Regions from separate parts of the Homo sapiens genome. Here region 1 is linked to region 2. A link is an interaction called in ENCODE POLR2A ChIA-PET data of the cell type or tissue named here. Cell type or tissue: Panc1. All regions are shown on one strand. Links, peaks and the distances in the headings refer to the core of each region. The heading gives the core; the rest is flanking DNA. Region 1 overlaps ST3GAL2 (ST3 beta-galactoside alpha-2,3-sialyltransferase 2). Region 2 overlaps COG4 (component of oligomeric golgi complex 4).

The links. Peaks named below come from ENCODE experiments on the same cell type or tissue, not always from the same donor. Only the 100,000 strongest peaks of a DNase experiment are listed, where the experiment ranks them.
Region 1: POLR2A ChIA-PET joins it to region 2 with 10 read pairs; 8 of 35 experiments call an interaction of 5 or more read pairs at or near these places.

Annotation. Positions count from the first base shown.
Region 1 is chr16:70,400,891-70,411,248 of GRCh38, reverse strand. The region is part of intron 1 of ST3GAL2 (ST3 beta-galactoside alpha-2,3-sialyltransferase 2); the gene reads left to right. Among named protein-coding and RNA genes, the nearest start is that of ST3GAL2, 33 kb to the left of the region's middle. RefSeq lists an enhancer at 6,418-6,587. In Panc1, for the core only: no CTCF peak of the experiment used is centred there; no DNase peak of the experiment used is centred there; H3K27ac peaks cover 782 bases.
Region 2 is chr16:70,493,418-70,501,417 of GRCh38, reverse strand. It overlaps COG4 (component of oligomeric golgi complex 4), which reads left to right. Exons shown (of 19, transcript NM_015386.3): 9 at 327-460; 10 at 3,363-3,481; 11 at 4,031-4,197; 12 at 4,987-5,152. Among named protein-coding and RNA genes, the nearest start is that of COG4, 26 kb to the left of the region's middle. In Panc1, for the core only: no CTCF peak of the experiment used is centred there; no DNase peak of the experiment used is centred there.

The sequences.
Region 1 (10,358 bases), core at 1,344-9,343, 92 kb after region 2:
CACGCCCAGCTAATTTTTGTATTTTTAGTAGAGATGGGGTTTCACCATGTTGCCCAGGCTGGTCTCGAACTCCTGACCTCAGGTGATCTGCCTGCCTCAGTCTCCCAAAGCGCTGGGATTACAGTTGTGAGCCACTGCGCCCGGCTGCTTATTTGGAAAGGAAAATCTTTCCAAGATGGCCCTAACACATACTCCCTTGGGTCTCATTGACCTGAGCTGGTCCATCCTCAAACCAATTCCTGGTGAAAAAGGGACAGGCTTGCTGTGGTTGGCGCTGGTTGGCTTTGGCCAGTCTTGCATCATCTGCCAGGACTGGGTCCTTAGCTGCCCAAACAAATCAGGATTCTGTTGGCAAGCGAAAAAGAGAGTGGCCGCTGGTAGACAGCCAACAGTGTCTGCTACAGACGGCAAAACACAGAGACAAAAAAAAAAAAAAAAAACAGGATCTAAATGGGCTTTTAATTTTTTTTTTTAAGAGAAAACTAGAATTGTTGACCACATTACCAAGGAAGAATAAGAATAGAGAATTTTATTGTTAAGCCACACCAAATTTCTGCCTTGTTAAGAGAATGGCATTACTGAAAAACTGAAGACTTCATCAAGAAAATGTACATAAGCTAACAATATAAGATTAATCACTAAAAAAAAAGTAATATAATTTCCAGACCAGGAGGGGGAAAAAAAGTGGTGAGGGTTGGCCGGGCGTGTTGGCTCTCGCCTGTAATCCCAGCACTTTGGGAGGCCGACGCAGGCAGATCACGAGGTCAGGAGATCAAGACCATCCTGGCTAACATGGTGAAGCCCTGTCTCTACTAAAAATACAAAAAAAAATTAGCCGGGCATGGTGGTGGGCACCTGTGGTCCCAGCTACGGGGGAGGCTGAGGCAGGAGAATGGCATAAACCTGGGAGGCAGAGCTTGCAGTGAGCCGAGATCAAGCCACTGCACTCCAGCCTGGGTGACAGGGTGAGACTCCGTCTCAAAAAAAAAAAAAAAAAAAAAAAAAAAAGGTGAGGGTGGAGATAATATGTCAACCCAAGTCAGGAAAAGAAAAAAAATACAGAAAAAATAGTAGACAAAATACTGAATAAGATAGTAACATAACTCCAAGTGAAATGGATTAAACTCATCTATTTGAAAACAACAACAGCATCAGGTGAAATAAAAAGCAAAGAAGTCTGAGGACTGAGCAAGGTGGCTCATATCTGCAATCTCAGCTCTTTGGGAGGCCACGTTGGGAGGATCATTTGAGAACAGGAGTTGGAGATCAGCCTGGGCAACATAGCAAGACATCATCTCTACAACAACAAAAAAAACAACAAAAGTAGTGCACACCTGTAGTCCCAGCTACTTGGGAGGCTGAGGCAGGAGTCTGAGAGTTCAAGTCCAGCCTGGGGAACATAGCAAGACCCTGTCTTTATGAAAAAAAAAAAAAAAAAAAAAATTTAGCCAGGTCTGGTGGCGTATGCCTATGGTCCTAGCTACTCGGGGGCCTGAGGTAGGATCATTTGAGCCCAGGTGGTCGAGTCTACAGTCAACTGTGATTGCGCCACCGGCATTCCAGTCTGGGCAGCAGAGTGAGATCCTGTCTCAAAAAGGGGGAAAAAGCCTGGGCGCAGTGGCTGACACCTGTAATCCCAACACTTTGGGAGGCGGAGGTGGGCGGAACACCTGAGGCTGGGAGTTCGAGACCAGCCTGGCCAACACGGTTAAACCCCATCTCGACTAAAAATACAAAATTAGCCAGGCATGGTGGCGCATGCCTGTAATCCCAGCTACTCAGGAGACCGAGGCAGGAAAATTGCTTGAACCTGGGAAGTGGAGGTTGCGGTGAGCCAAGATCACGCCATTGTACTCCAGTCTGGGCAATAAGAGCAAAACTCCGTCTCAAAAAAAAAAAGCCGCCAGAGGCGGGAAGCTAGCTAGAATGTGGAGAGACCTGGTCTTCCCCACACAGGTGGTTTGAACTTTTTTCATAAAATAGAGATGAGGTCTCACTCTGTTGCCCAGGCTCCAACCCCTGGACTGAAGCGATCATCCAGCCTCAGTCTCCCAAAGTGCTGGGATTATAGGTGTGAGCCACCACAACCAGCCGAGAACTGTTTTTCTAGACGTTACTTCATGCCTTAGTGTAGATAGGTACAGCAAGATACTGGATTTCCCCCTGCCCACTCCGACTCAAAACACAGTGGGGCTCCCTCCTGAGGTAGCAGGTGGTGGATCTGAAGGGACCCTTCACCCCAACTCCCCTGCCGCACCCTCTCCCCGTGCCTCAGGGCCCAGCTTCCTCCTCTTAGAGGCCGTTTCTTTATTTTTTCTTTCTTTTTTTTTTTTTTTTTTTTTTTTTTTTTTTTTTTTTGTTTCTTTGAGCTGTCTCCTACAGGAAGAGGCTGTTAGGGTGCAGCCTCGATCTTTGTCCAGAGAAGACTGACAGTTTATTTCTCTAGGACTTCATTGAAAGCCAAAGTTATGCTCTTGGTTTGAAGAAGTGTGTTAGCTCTTGCCTTCTGGGTTTCTGGCTACAAACTCTGGGCGGCATCAAGAGGTACCAGAGCTGAGATTTCAGATGGATATAAAGTCAAAGTTGGATGTCCTGCAGGAAGGGAGGGGCTGCCCGAGGGTTTGGTGCTGCGGAGTGGAAAGGGCCTGAGTCCCTAGGGTAGCACTGAGGGGTCTGTGCCAGAGGCTGATACCAGGGTGTTGCAGTGCGGGTGACTTCAGTTAACCAAGCAGGGTGGTGAAGCGGCCCATTCTCAGACAGGTCAAGGACAGGCCTCGCTGCTTTTGAGTTGTTGGGGAGGGAGGGGCTTTCGGTAACTGGCCACCTGCGCCCACCCCCACCCCTCCGCCCCAGCTCCTTCTGCCTGGTTTGGGTGCTGCCCCCCACCCAGGAGGCAGGGAGTGTTCTGGGTTGCTAGGCTGGCAGGGATCTGGGGCACAGCGAATGTTTTGATGGTTGTACCCCAGTTAGTGGAAGAGTGCTTTGGGAAGGCAGTGGGGGCTGTGGAAGGAGCTCTGGGCTTGAAGTCATCAGACCTGGCATGGCGTTAAAGCATCTTCACTTCCGCCTGGCTGACCTTGTTCAGCTGGTCCTGGGACTCCTGCGCATACTAAATGAGAGGCTATCCCCCGAAAATGCTCAGAGGTTCATAAAGCATCGGTCCATTGGAGCAGTAGGCTGTGGCTTCATGCCTTTAGAATGAGCTTTGGGACACGTCCTCAGGCTGTGTGTAAGTGGGTGGAGAGGGGCTTTATCTTTCGTCTTTCTCCTCTCCCTCCCAGAGGCAAGCAGCACCCATCCCCCCAGGCTCCGTGCCTTATTTTGACGTTTCTTTTCTCTGCATGCCAAGAAGGTTGTATTCAGCTGTGCTGGTCTGAGGTGGTGCTTATCCTGTGCTTCATTAGGTTAAGTCGTTGATGGCTGTCTCCTGGGATCTGACCGAGAATTGGCTCTAAAGCTGCTACAGCCTCCAAAACAGTCCCTGCTGTTCTCGTTTTGGGGCACTCTTTGCTTTGCTCCTCAATCAGGTGCTTTTGTTTTTTCCTTCCATTTACCTGCGTGCTGGTGAGGGTCTCCTTTGAGGTTCCTTGTACTGGGAGGTGGAAGTAGCCCTTCGGCTGCATCTCCTGAGGATGGAAGGCGGGGTCTTCAAGGCCCTTGCTGCCCCTGACCTCTGGATCCTGGCTGCCAGTTCCTCTGGACAGCCTCAGCAACTTGGACATGGACCAGCCATTCAGGGGACATTTATTGATAAATGGTCTCCCCAAATTTGCCAAATTTGTGACCACAAACTTCTTAGAAGACTGTAGTATTGGCACAGTGGCTCACACCTGTAATTCCAGCACCTGGGGAGGCCGAGGCAGGCGGATCACTTGAGGTCAGGAGTTTGAGACCAGCCTAGCCAACATGGCGAAACCTCATCTCTGTTGAAAATACAAAAATTAGCTGGGCGTGGTGGCACGGGCCTATAGTGCCAGCTGCTTGGGAGGCTGGGGCAGGAGAATTGCTTGAACCCAGGAGGTGGAGGTTGCAGTGAGCCAATATTGCGCCACTGCACTCCAGCCTGGGCAACCGAGTGAGACTCCATAAAAAAAAAAAAAAAGGCCATAGTGTTGTCTTGCCACCTCCTAAATTTCCCTAGTTACTCCCTTTCTCTTTTAGAAGACTATTTCACATCTGGTCTCTCTGTAAATCTCCAACCCCAACAATAAAGGGACACTCCTCACTGTCTGTGCCGCTTGCTCGGCTTTGCCACCTGTCCCACAGGTAGCCCCCCTCCAGGACGACACTCGATGCCATCATCTCGTGCTGCTCCCGGCCTTTGTTCCTCTGTTCACTTCTTTTTCCTGGATCATAAATTTCCCCTCTAATAATTCATTCCCATCAGTGTACACACATTCTAGACCATCTCTCAGCTGAATCCCATTCCACATTCCACTCTCTTACATCCCATTCCTTTTTTTTTTTTGAGACAGAGTCTCACTCTGTCACCCAGGCTGGAGTGCGGTGGCACGATCTTGGCTCACCGCAACCTCCACCTCCCAGGTTCAAGCGAGTCTCCTGCCTCAGCCTCCGAAGTAGCGGGATTACAGGCGCATGCCACCACACCCAGCTAATTTTTGTATTTTTAGTAGAGATGGGGTTTTGCCATGTTGGCCAAGCTGGTCTCAAACTCCTAACCTCAGGAGATCCGCCACCCTCGGCATCCCAAAGTGCTGGGATCACAGCTGTGAGCCACTGTGCCTGGCCCCCCACTCCAGCCCAGGCTGGAGTGCAGTGGCATAATCTCGGCTCATTGCAACCTCCACCTCCTGGGTTCAAGCATTTCTCCTGCCTCAGCCTCCCTAGTAGCTGGGACTACAGGTGCCTCTGCCACCACCCCCCGGCTAATTTTTGTTATTTTTAGTAGAGATGGGGTTTCACCATGTTGGCCCTGCCACCACCCACAGCTAAGTTTTGTTATTTTTAGTAGAGATGGGGTTTCACCATGTTGGCCAGGCCGATCTTGAACTCCTGACCCCAGGTGATCTGCCCACCTCGGCCTGCCAGAGTGCTGGGATTACAGGGGTGAGCCACCACGCCCAGCACCATTCTCTCTTTTTGTTGTAACACCTTTATTGAGCTATAATTCACACACCATGCAGTTCATCTCTTTGAAACATACAAGTCAGTGGCTTTTTTTTTTTTTGAGACGGAGTCCTGCTCTGTTGCCCAGGCCGGAGTGCAGTGGCATGATCTCGGCTCACTGCAAGCTCTGCCTCCCGGGTTCACGCCATTCTCCTGCCTCAGCCTCCTGAGTAGCTGGGACCACAGGCGCCCGCCACCATGCCTGGCTAATTTTTTTGTGTTTTTAGTAGAGACGGGGTTTCACCATGTTAGCCAGGATGGTCTTGATCTCCTGACCTCGTGATCCACCTGCCTCGGCCTCCCAAAGTGCTGGGATTACAGGCGTGAGCCACCGCGCCTGGCTGTCAGTGGCTTTTAACCTATTCACCACAAACAATTTTGGAACATCACCCCAGAAGAAAACTCCAACCCACTGGCAGTCATTCCCCATTCTTCTCTATCCTCCAGCCCCTGGCAACTGGTAATCTACTGTCTGTCTCTATGGATTTGCCTATTCTGTACATTTTACATAAATCATCTGGCATGGGGCCTTTTGTGCCTTATTCCTTTTTTTCCTTTTTTTTTTTTTTTTTTTTTTTTTTAAGACGGAGTCTCACTGTGTCACCCAGGCTGGAGTGCAGTGGCGCAATCTCGGCTCACTGCAAGCTCCGCCTCCCGGGTTCATGCCATTCTCCTGCCTCAGCCTTCCGAGTATCTGGTACTACAGGCTCCCGCCACCATGCCCGGCTAATTTTTTGTGTTTTTAGTAGAGATGGGGTTTCACCATGTTAACCAGGATGGTCTCGATCTCCTGACCTCGTGATCCGTCTGCCTCGGCCTCCCAAAGTGCTGGGATTACAGGCGTGAGCCACCGCACCAGGCTGTGCCTGGCTCCTTTCACTTAGCACAGGGTTTTCAAGTTCATCCATGCTGTAGCAGTGCCAGAACTTGATTCCTTTTTATATCTGAATAATACTCCCTTGTATGGATATACCACATTTTGTTTATTTATGTATTGGTTGATGGAACTTTGAGTTGTTTCCATGTTGGCACTCTTATGAATAATGCTGCTATAAATCATTTGTGTATGAGGTGTTTTTTTTTTTTTTTTGAGATGGAGTCTCACTCTGTCGCCAGGCTGGAGTGCAGTGGTGCGATCTCGGCTCACTGCAACCTCTGCCTCCCAAGTTCAAGCGATTCTCCTGCCTCAGCCTCCTGAGTAGCTGGGACTACAGGCGCACGCCAGCCATGCCCAGCTAATTTTTGTATTTTTAACAGAGATGGGGTTTCACCAAGTTGGCCAGATGGTCTTGATCTCTTGACCTCGTGATCTGCCCATCTTGGCCTCCCAAAGTGCTGGGATTACAGGTGTGAGCCACCGTGCCCGGCCATGTGTACAAGTTTTTATGTGAACCTAAGTTTTCATTTCTCTTGAGTATATACCTAGAAGTGGAATTGCTGAGTCATATATTATGGTGACTGTATATTTAATCTTTTGAGGAACTGCCAGACTGTTGCCCAAAGCGACTGCACCATTTCACATTCCCAATAGCAAAGTCTGAGGGTTCCAATGTCTCTGCGTCCTCACTAACACTGGTTATTATCTGTCTTGTTGGTTACAGCCACCCTGATGGGCAGGAAGTGGTATCTGATTGTGGTTTTGATTTGCATTTCCCTGATGATTAATGACGTTGAGCATCTTTTCCTGTGCTTGAGCCTCGCAATACCCCTGGATCAGTCATTGTGAAGGTCACCACTGCCCTCCATCCAGTGGTCAGTTCTCAGTCCTCGCCTTACTTTTTCAAACACTTGACACTGTTAATTCCTCCTTCATTCTCGAAACTTTCTTCTCTTGGCTTCCCAGATGCAGGGCTGTTTTTCCCCCTGCCTCATTGGCTGTTTCTTTCCTGGCTTCTCTTTCAGACAGCAGAGTACCCCAGGCTTTGTCCTGAGCCGCCTACTCTTGTCTGTGGTAGACCCTCCCTAGATCTTTTCTTCTGGTCCTGTAGTTTTAAGAATGAACTGTACTCTGATGACTCTCAGATATATCCCTCTAACTCTGACCTCACCCATGAGCTTCAAACAGGTGTGTTCAACTGCCTGTTTCCAACTGCATGTGGATGTCTAAAAAACTTTCTTTTTTTTTTCGAGTTGTGGTATCACTCTGTCACCCATCCTGGAGTGCCATGGCATGATCACGGCTCACTGCAACCTTGAACTCCTGGGCTCAAGTGATCCTTATGCCTAAGCCTCCTGAGTAGGTAGGACTGACTACAGGCACCTGCCACCATGCCCAGCTAATGTTTTTACTTTTTTGTTTGTTTGTTTGCTTGAGACAGTGTCTCACTCTGTCACCAGGCTGGAGTGCTGTGGTGCAATCTCAGCTCACACAACCTCTGACTCCCTGGTTCAAGCAATTCTCCTGCCTCAGCCTCCCGAGTAGCTGGGATTACAGGCACCCACCACCACGCCCAGCTAATATTTTGTATTTTTAGTAGAGATGGGGTTTCGCCATGTTGGCCAGGAAGGTCTCAATCTCCCGACCTCATGATCCGCCCGCCTCGGCCTCCCAAAGTGTTGGGATTACAGGCATGAGCCTTCATGCCCAACGTTTTTACTTTTTTGTGGAGATGGGGTCTTGCTGTGTTGCCCAGGCTGGTCTCAAACTCCTGACCTCAAGTGATCCTCCCGCCTTGGCCTCCCAAAATGTTGGGATTACAGACATGAGCCACCACAGCTGGCCTAAAAGACATCTTAAATTTAACCAGAACTTTTGTTTTTTCTCAGCCAAACCCATTAATTTTCTGTCTTTTCTGTATAGTGAATGACAGCCCCATCCACAAGGTTGCTCAGGCCACAGCCTCCATATCTCCCTGATTCCTGTCTTCCTCTTCCCACCCTGCTCCCCTCTTCCCTTCCCCATGGGCCCCCTCCTTGTACCCTCCAACTACCCTACTAGTTAAGCCCTTCAGAGTACATCCAGCCATTTCTCACCACCTCCACCACCTGGGATATTGCAACAGTTCCTTTCTGGTCTCCCTGCTAGTCTTACGCAACAGCCAGAGTAGTGCTTTAATAAAACATGTTTTAACCTAAAAGCATTTTAGATTTTACTACGAAATGCATCATAGACTCAAAGTAGTATATATCGTATTTGTGCTCTTTACAGAATAAACATAAGAAATACTCCATGGCTAGGCGCAGTGGCTCATGCCTGTAATCCCAGCACTTTGGGAGGCTGAGGCGGGTGGATCACCTGAGGTCAGGAGTTAAAGACCAGCCTGGCCAACATGGTGAAACCCCATCTCTACTAAAAATACAAAAAATTAGCTGGGTGTGGTGGCACATGCCTGTAATCCCAGCTACTCAGGAGGCTGAGACAGGAGAATCGTTTGAACCCAGGAGGCGGAGGCTGCAGTGAGCCAAGATCACGCCACTGCACTCCAGCCTGGTGACAGAGCAAGACTCCGTCTCAAAAGAAAAAAAAATACTTCTGTACCCACCACCTGGATTACAAGGTACCCAGTACTCCTGAAGCCTCTTCAGCCCTCCTTATTTCATCTACCTCTCTTCCCCCTCCAGAGGAATTCCCTGAATTTTGTGTTGTTTCCTTGATTTTCTCTATTATTATCTTTATAGAGAGGCATAGAAAATGTCTTGCTTAGCTTTGCGTATTTTTTAGCTTTTCATGGATTCATGCTGTGATCATTTATCCATGACTACTCTTTTTGCTCGATATAATGTTTTTTGGCCATATTCATCCCTGTTAATGTCTGAAACCGGAGTTCATTCATTTTACTATATGGTACAAAATGCACCACAATTTATCCATTCTTTTTTTTTTTTTTTTTTTTTTTTTGAGAAATAGTTTCGCTCTTGTTGCCCAGGCTAGAGTGCATTGGCACGATCTCCCACTCCTGGGTTCAAGCGATTCTCCTGCCTCAGCCTCCCAAGTAGGTGGGATTACAGGCATGTGCCACCATGCCCGGCTAATTTTGTATTTTTAGTAGAGATGGGGTTTCTTCACGTTGGTCAGGCTGGTCTCGAACTCCCAACCTCAGGTGATCCACCCGCCTCGGCCTCCGAAAGTGCTGGGATTACAGGTGTAAGCCACCATGCCTGGTCTTTTTTTTTTTTTTTTTTTTTTTGAGGCAGAGTTTTGCTCTTGTCGCCCAGGCTGGAGTACAATGGCGTGATCTTGGCGCACTGCAACCTCCGCCTCCTGGGTTCAAGTGATTCTCCTGCCTAAGCCTCCTGCATAGCTGGAATTATAGGTGGCCACCACAACGCCTGGCTGATTTTTTGTATTTTTAGTAGAGATGGGGTTTCACCATGTTGGCCAGGCTGGTCTTGAAATCCTGACCTCAGGTGATACACCCACCTCAGGCTCCCAAAGTGGTGGGATTATAGGCATGAGCCATTGGGCCTGCCTCCTCCGAGCTCTTTATATTGAGGTGTGCATGGGCTTAACAAAATGATCTGAGTAGCTGTGAAGGGGAGCAAGCCCATGACGTGGTGGGCAGCTGAGGGGCACAGGTAGAAATGAACTGTGAGAGGGTCATTGCCAGGTCATTTTTGGGATTTTTAGTGCATGTTTGGGGGCCTTTGATTTTTTTTTTAGCTCCTCCCCATGGCTCCATTTGCCCTCACCACAACAAGCTGAGCATCCTGTATTTGCAGTAACACCTGGACCTGGGGTTCCCAAAGCAAGGGCCTTTGCCAGATGCTCTACTTCTCTGCTCTTTCCTCTACTTCTCTGCTCTTTCCAGACATGTCAAAACCAGGGATTTTCCCCTCCCTAACAGGCAGTGCAGTTCCTTCGCGTGCCCCCTGCGTTGATCTAGAATCCCAAGGAGTTAATGACTTCCCTGATTGAGTTGCTTCCTTTGGAAGCCTCCTGTGCCAGCTCTGCCCAGCCCCCGCCTTCAGTGGCCACTGCGGGGCTGCCCAGCCAGAAACCAGGTCTCCCCAGGCAGGACCTCTCGCTCCCATCAGCTGCAAAGTCACTGTCTTCCAGGGCCACCTGCCTCATGACTGGCTCTCCTCAGGTCACAGGAAGCTGGGAGCGGGACCCTGAAAGAACTCGAGTTCTGTCCTTAGATGTTGGGCATGCAGCAGGCAAAGGGAGAATGAGAGGAGACAAGGACCTGGCTTCCCATCTACAGACTGTTCAGCCAAGGCCATGCCTAGAGTGGGATCTGCTAAATGGGCACAGCAGAACATTGGAAGAAGCACCTTTGAGCCAGTGCTGC
Region 2 (8,000 bases), core at 1-8,000:
CGAGCCACTGCACTCCAGCCTGGGCAACAGAGCAAGACTCCATCTCAAAAAAAAAAGTAAAGAAAAGAAGACACATCTCCCAACCTTTTATTTAGGTCTGGCAGAATTTTAGGGAGTGAATGATTTAGGTGAAGCAGGTAAATGGAAAATGTGATTGACAGCTATCTCTGATTCTAATTGGGCCAGCAGAGCTAGGAGGGCCATCTGGCAGAGCTTTTCCTTATGGGCCCAGTGGGGAGGGGGAATTTGGGACTCTCTTTGCCCTGTAGCTCTTGTGTCTAAGGTAATCCATTGTCGTCCTATTCCTTCTGCTCCATGTGTCTCAGAGAACTGGACCCCATCCTGACTGAGGTCACCCTGATGAATGCCCGCAGTGAGCTATACTTACGCTTCCTCAAGAAGAGGATTAGCTCTGATTTTGAGGTGGGAGACTCCATGGCCTCAGAGGAAGTAAAGCAAGGTAAAAACGTTTCCCATATTTTTGGGGAGGGTTGAGGTATAATTGGCAGTGTTTCTTAATAGTTAAGCCACAAATCTCTTATTAAGGAAACAATTGGAACTTATTAGCCCCTGGTGGTCTGTAGGCAAATTGACTCCCAGGAAGAAATCTAAATTTACTGGATTTTAGAATTGGACTAGATCTTTGAGGCCATCTAATCACTTTACAGATGAGGACACTGGTGCCCTGTTTTAAATTTTATGGGATATAAATTATACTTCAATGAAGTGTTCTTTTTTTGTTTTTAAAGAGTACATAGGCCAGGTACGGTGGCTCACATCTGTAATCCCAGCACTTTGGGAGACTGAGGCGGGTGGATTACCGGAGGTCAGGAGTTCGAGACCAGCCTGACCAATATGGTGAAACCCCATCTCTATTAAAAATACAAAAATTAGCTGAGCGTGGTGCAATACACCTGCAGTCCCAGCTACTCGGGAGGTTGAGACGGGAGAATTGCTTGAACCCTGGGGGGCATAGGGCCAAGATCACGCCACTGCACTCCAGCCTGGGTGACAGAGCCAGACTCTGTCTCAAAAAAAAAAAAAAAAAAAAAGAGTATATAATGTACAGGAATCCTCTCATCCCTCTCAGTCTCCCAGTTCCCCCAGTCACAATTTTTCAAGGAATAATTGACATTGATAAGAAAGGGGGCTGGGTGCAGTGGCTCACACCTGTAATCCCAACACTTTGGGAGGCTGAGGCAGGAGAATCGCTTGAGCTCAAGAGTTCAAGACCAGTCTGGGCAACATGACAAGACCCTGTCACTATATTAAAAGATAAAAATTTTGACTGGGTATGGTGGCTCACGCATAATCCCAAAACTTTGGGAGGCCGAGGAGGAAGGATGCTTGAGCCCAGGAGTTTGAGACCAGCCTGGTCAACATAGTGAAACCCCATCTCTAAAAAATTAAATTAAATTAAATTAAATAATAAAAGATAAACATTTAAAAAAATTTTTAGGTCGGGCGCGGTGGCTCACGCCTGTAATCCCAGCACTTTGGGAGGCCGAGGCAGGCGGATCACAAGGTCAGGAGATCAAGACCGTCCTGGCTAACGTGGTGAAACTCCGTCTCTACTAAAAATACAAAAAAATTAGCCGGGCGTGGTGGCGGGTGTCTGCAGTCCCAGCTACTCTGGAGGCTGAGGCAGGAGAATGGCGTGAACCCGGGAGGCGGAGCTTGCAGTGAGCCAAGATCGCGCCACTGCACTCCAGCCTGGGCGACAAGCGAGACTCTGTCTCAAAAATAAATAAATTGTTTAAAAGGCATGCCAGAGTCCAATTTCATTTACAGATTGACTCGCTAGGTTTTTAAGATGACCATTTAATTCCTGCTGGCTACTAAAGTAAGAATTAAAGGAAAAAAATTTAAAAAAATAAAAATCCTGCTGGGCAAATATATGCAGGGTTCTTTGGGCTGGGACTTGAGACCCACCCAGCATCTGTGGCATTCTGCATGGCTTGTGCCAATAATATGTGGCAGGGGCATTACAGAATCAGTGTATAAAGGAAATTGTGTGCTCATTTGGAGTTCGCTTGTCAATGTCAGTGATGACTATCACTTGATCTTAGCCAAAAGACTGAAAAGCAATAATGATGACTATCACTATTCAGAGCTGTGCTGCCCAATACGTAGCCATTCATGAATTCAAATTCAAATTCAAATTTAATTACAATTAAATAAAATTTTAAATTCATCTTTCTCAGCTGGATTCTGAGAAAAAAAAATTTAATAAAAAAAAAAATATTCAGTTCCTAAGTTATGTTCATCACATTTCAAGTGCTCAATCGCTAACATGGCTAATGGCTACTATATCAGATAACAGATACGGAATATTTTCTCTTTTCTTGTTGTTTGTTTATTTTTTGTAGAGACAGAGTATTGCTGTGTTGCCCAGGCTGGTCTCAAAACTCCTGGACCCAAGCGATCCTCGCGCCTTGGCCTCCCAAAGTGCTGGGATTACAGGTGTGAGCCACCACACCTGACCAGAATATTTTCATTATCACAGAAATTCTACTGGACAGTACTGGTGTAGAGAATGAAATATTCTATATCCAATATATTTTTATCTTTGCCATGGAAACTTACATCTTTTGACTCCTATTAATTAATCCTAAGGGAATAATGGAAAAGGAGTAAAAAGTTTTTCATACAAAAGTATTCACTATAATCTCCAATTATTGTGATATTCTGTTATCTCCAGTAATGGCAAAACATTTGGAAATAACCAGGTGTCTAAAAATAGAGTGGTTATTTTCTCAATTTCACATGAAACAACATGAAAGTTAAAAATAAGGCCGGGCATGGTGGCTCACGCCTGTAATCCCAGCAATTTGGGAGGCTGAGGCAGGCGGATCACCTAAGGTCAGGAGTTCAAGACCAACCTCAACATGGAGAAACCCTGTCTCTACTAAAAATACAAAATTTGCCGGGCGTGGTGGTGCATGCCTGTAATCCCAGCTACTCGGGAGGCTGAGGCAGGAGAATTGTTTGAACCTGGGAGGCAGGGGTTGCGGTGAGCCAAGATCACGCCATTGCACTCCAGCCTGGGCAACAAGAGTGAAACTCCGTCTCAAAAAAAAAAAATAGTTAAAAATAAAAAAAGTAGTTTTTAAAATGTGGATTATGCACCTGATGAAATGCCACATAGTCATGAAAAATAAGGTAGGTGAAAACATGGAAAATATTTATGATATACTTTTTTAAAACAGAATTCAAAATTGCTATCTGTATCATGATTGTAACGATGTAAAATATGTACATATTTCAAAGAAAGACTATAAAGGAACCTGAAAAAATGAAAAAAGTTGCTCTGTTTCCCTTGGGGAAAAAAAATGAGTATTCCTTTCTTGGCTGTCCCCTAGAGCACCAGAAGTGTCTGGACAAACTCCTCAATAACTGCCTTTTGAGCTGTACCATGCAGGAGCTAATTGGCTTATATGTTACCATGGAGGAGTACTTCATGAGGGAGACTGTCAATAAGGTAGGACATAGGACGCATCTCTTGGAAATGGGGCTTCCGGTCCAAGAAGCCAGGCTGAGGGAAATGGCTGAGGCATGTCATATTTATTGGTCCTGCTTTGAGAATACTCTTGCATGCAGATTGAGTGGTACCACTTTGTATGTTTAGAGAGCATCTTTGGAGTCGTTGTGTTCTTTGTATACCCAGCTAGGACTTCCTTCCCAAGAATTAAAAAAGAACAGCTCAGCTCAGCTCTTCAGGGAGCCCACTTGTTCCCTACCTCCCTGAAGGTTTGTGGGTAAGGAGCCTCAGGGAAGTAGGGCCCCTGCAGATATCTTACACTCCCCAGGTAATGGATCTCTGCAGGGCTAAGGCCCGAAATATTTAATTTGTTCACCTAGTGATCAATAGGGAAGTAAGCTATTTTGACAAGGAGGATGCACGCCATGTTGGGAGAAACATGGACAAGGTACAGAAAAGGGAGCAGAGCTAGGGCCAGTGTACCCAGAATCATCTAGAACATGACATGCACAACTGGGACCCTCAGTGTTGGCTTTGCCTTTTGGGTAGGCTGTGGCTCTGGACACCTATGAGAAGGGCCAGCTGACATCCAGCATGGTGGATGATGTCTTCTACATTGTTAAGAAGTGCATTGGGCGGGCTCTGTCCAGCTCCAGCATTGACTGTCTCTGTGCCATGATCAACCTCGCCACCACAGAGCTGGAGTCTGACTTCAGGTACAGTTGACTCCCTTTCTCCTTTCTAGGCAGAAAGGCCCTTCCTGTTGATTCCTGAGGCCCATTTGTTTCTGCCCTTTGTCCTCATGATTCTAGTTAAGTTCTATACAGGACATCAGCTCCTATCCCTAAGATAGTATCCTTGGCTCCAGGAAGCTGTTGGTCAGCCATATATCTCATGGGCCAAATTTCTGTTCCCTGGACTAGACTGAAGGAGCTATGGGCCCTTAGACGTAGGAAAGAGAACAGGCAGTTCAGATGAATAATACCACCAATAGGTACCATTGCTACAGGCCCAGCACTATGCTAATCTCCTGCGCTTTTGAGGTCCTAATAACAACCCTATGAAGTAGGAACTGTTAGCTCTGTTTTATAGATGAAGAAACTGTGCTTTAGGGAGATTCCGTCCTCGTCAAAGATCCACCACTTAGGAGTCAGTGGTGGAATCCAGAACTGAGTGACTCAAAACCTGTTCTCAACTCCTACATGGTACTGCGTTCACTAAGCCGCACAGCTTTGTTGGGAGTGCAGTGGTGATGGCTAAAAGCCTCATGAACAGTAGAGATTGGCCAGTCTCCCCTGTATGTTCTTGTCACATCAGTGTCCTTGACGGGGTGCTGGTTACTTTCATACCCTGGCTCCTCAGGTCTCCTACAGTGGTCTTAAGGACTGGTTATTCCCCCTAAAAGAGCACCTTGTGCTGCTGGGTCAGAGTGGTGAAGACTGGCCCTTCTGTCCTGGTGGCCAAGTTGAGCACTGTCAATTCCTCTATGCAATCCTGCCCCCCAGGGATGTTCTGTGTAATAAGCTGCGGATGGGCTTTCCTGCCACCACCTTCCAGGACATCCAGCGCGGGGTGACAAGTGCCGTGAACATCATGCACAGCAGCCTCCAGCAAGGCAAATTTGACACAAAAGGCATCGAGAGTACTGACGAGGCGAAGATGTCCTTCCTGGTAGGTACCCCACAGCTCACGAGCTGGGTTGGTTTATCTCGAGAGGTTACGCTATCACTGCTAAGCCACAGTATAATTGGCCTCTAGCTAGAGACTTTTCCTCCAGTGTCTATATAGAAGGAAAATTCCTCCTTTAAGGGAATTTCCTCCCAGAAGGTTCTGAAACTATTTCTTACTCAGGGACATATTCTGAGTCACCTGAGCCACGATAGAGGCTGGGCTGTCCAGCTGTCACCTAGAATTCATTCCCCAGAGCACTGGCCAGCTGCTCAGGAGCCCACTGAGTGCCAAGCTTGGCTTGCATCTGCCACAGAACCAGCTCTACCATCTGTGCCAGACCACCAGACTGCTTCTCTGAGGAGAGGCCCGCAGCATGGGCAGGCGCCAGTCCTTCGGGCCTGCCATCACTGCTCTGCTAGTACATGTCTTAGGCTTTCAACTTCCTCTGGAAAGGAGGCTTTATTAAAGCCCTTTGCTACCCAGAATGACAGATGTGATAAAGCAGCAAGCCTTCCATTGTGTGACAGCTTGGAAAGGAGGAGCACAGAAGGATGAAAGGATTTGTACAAAGCAACAACCAGTTTGTGATGAGCCAGAAAGACCACAGATGAATCCTAAGCTCAAGATCAGGCCTCTCTGGCACACGCTGTCTTAGCACGCATGGGAGTAGCACAGTCCGAGGTCCATTCTGCTCCATCCCCCACATTGGCCGCACCCTGAGTCTTGACTCCTGAGGCTCAGAGCCTGAAAGAAACATCTAGTAGCATCTGTAGCCCACAAGTGGGGTTGGACGCAAAAATGTTCACATGCATTTTTGGGTCACAGGGTCCTTCCTTAGCTTTTATCAGATTCTTTTTTTTTTTTTTTTGAGATGGAGTCTTGCTCTTGTTCCCCAGGCTGGAGTGCAATGGCATGACCTTGGCTCACTGCAACCTCCGCCTCACAGGTTCAAGCGATTCTCCTGCTTTAGCCTCCCGAGTAGCTGGGATTACAGGCATGCGCCACCATACCTGGCTAATTTTTTTTTTTTTTTTTTTAGTAAAGACTGGGTTTTGCCATGTTGGCCAGGCTGGTCTCGAACTTCTGACCTCAAGTGATCCACCCGTCTTGGCCTCCCAAAGTGTTGGGATTACAGGCATGAGCTACCGTGCCTGGTTATCATATTCTTAAAAGGATCTGTGACCCCCAAAAGAGTTCAGAGCTGTTACTTGCAGAGAGAGAAGCCTAAACTTGCTAATATCTACCAAGCCCTGTGCAGAGGAACCCATAGTAACTAGTTATGAGACAGATCCAATGTGAAAGCTGTTTAGGCAGCCCCACTCTCTTCCTGTCATAGAAAATATTTGCCCTGTGTATGGTTTCTGTCAATCTAGGATATCATGGTTGCTGCCAAAAAAAGATCAGATCCAAAAAACTGTTGCCTGTGAAAGTTGTTACCTTTGGAGAACTTTGCCAAAATGCCCAGCAACCAGCATCACATCATGAACCAACTTAAATTTTTATTTTGTTTGTGATTTTTTTTACAGAACTTACTTTCATTTCTGTGCTCAGAAATAATCATTGGCTGCTTGCTGCCTACCACATCAAAGCTAGATGTCTTTGTTTAAGCCTCCTAACTCTAACCCATACCACCTTTCCAGTTCCGTTTTCCACCACTTGACTACATGTCTCCAAAACCGGCCAGTGCATATTCGCTCTGTGAGGACCTCCCATTAACACAGTTTCATTGTTTGAGGCCCCAGAAGATAAGACCAAAAAGAGAGGCGATGCTAAATGCTTGGTGACAGGTTTCTGGTTTTCCTGACACCAAGTATTTAAAATGTCATCACTCCCATTGCAGGGCCTATTTTTTATGTCACCTTGATTCATTTGGCTGTCTAGATGAATTCTCCAAATTTACTGACATCATGCACTGTGGGCAGGGAATAAACCCAGTGAATCCACGCTTACTAGGGCTGTCAGTACAGGGGAAACTTTGAAATCAATACCATTTGAACTCAAATCCAGAAGTCCTCATGACAGTTATTCTTGGTGCTCTTAAATGCCTTGGAAACACTTATGGCCTTCATCCTTCAGCTGTCAGGACAGGACAGTTATTTGGAAACTTGTGACATTAGAGGCCTCATGTTGTGGCATATTAAAGAAAGACCTTTAGGCTTATCTGTCCACAATCAGAGTGGCCTAAGCAGCACTGTCAGCATCATGACTTTCAGCACTGGCTGCAGGACACCGACAAGGGAAGCACTCTGGGCAAGATGAGAGGGACTTCCTAATCACAGCCCCTGGGGTTCTGAGATCCTCCTTTTACCCTGAAATCCTGAAGCTCCTGACTCATGTCTCGAAGACTGGCTCCTCCTTACCTCACCCCTGCCTTCCTCATCATGCCACCAGCAGACCAGTTTACAGGCAGTGGGATCCCCAGGCCCTCTATTTCCTCCCTCCCACGGCCTCTAGATGAGTATTCCTGAACCACAGCTGTGCTCATGTGGCATTCACCTGCTTTAAAAATCCTCAGTGCCAGCCCACTGTCCACAGGTCACAGGGCTAACTCTGCAGCAGAGCACCCAAGTCCCCGTCAGTCTCTGCCCCTCGCAGCTCTACCTCCTGCCACTTCCCTGCACGTGTCTGTGAACTGACTCTGCTATTTCTCAAATACCTTTTTGGGTTTTGTGCCATTCTGCACTTGCTTATATTATCCCCTTTCCAGAATATGTTCATTCACTCTCTTACTCATTGCACAAATATTTATTGAGAAACTTCTAAATATCAGGCACTGTTCTGGGTTCTAGAGCTACACTGCCCAACATGGTAGTCACCAGCCACAGGTGGCTATTGAAATTTACATTTA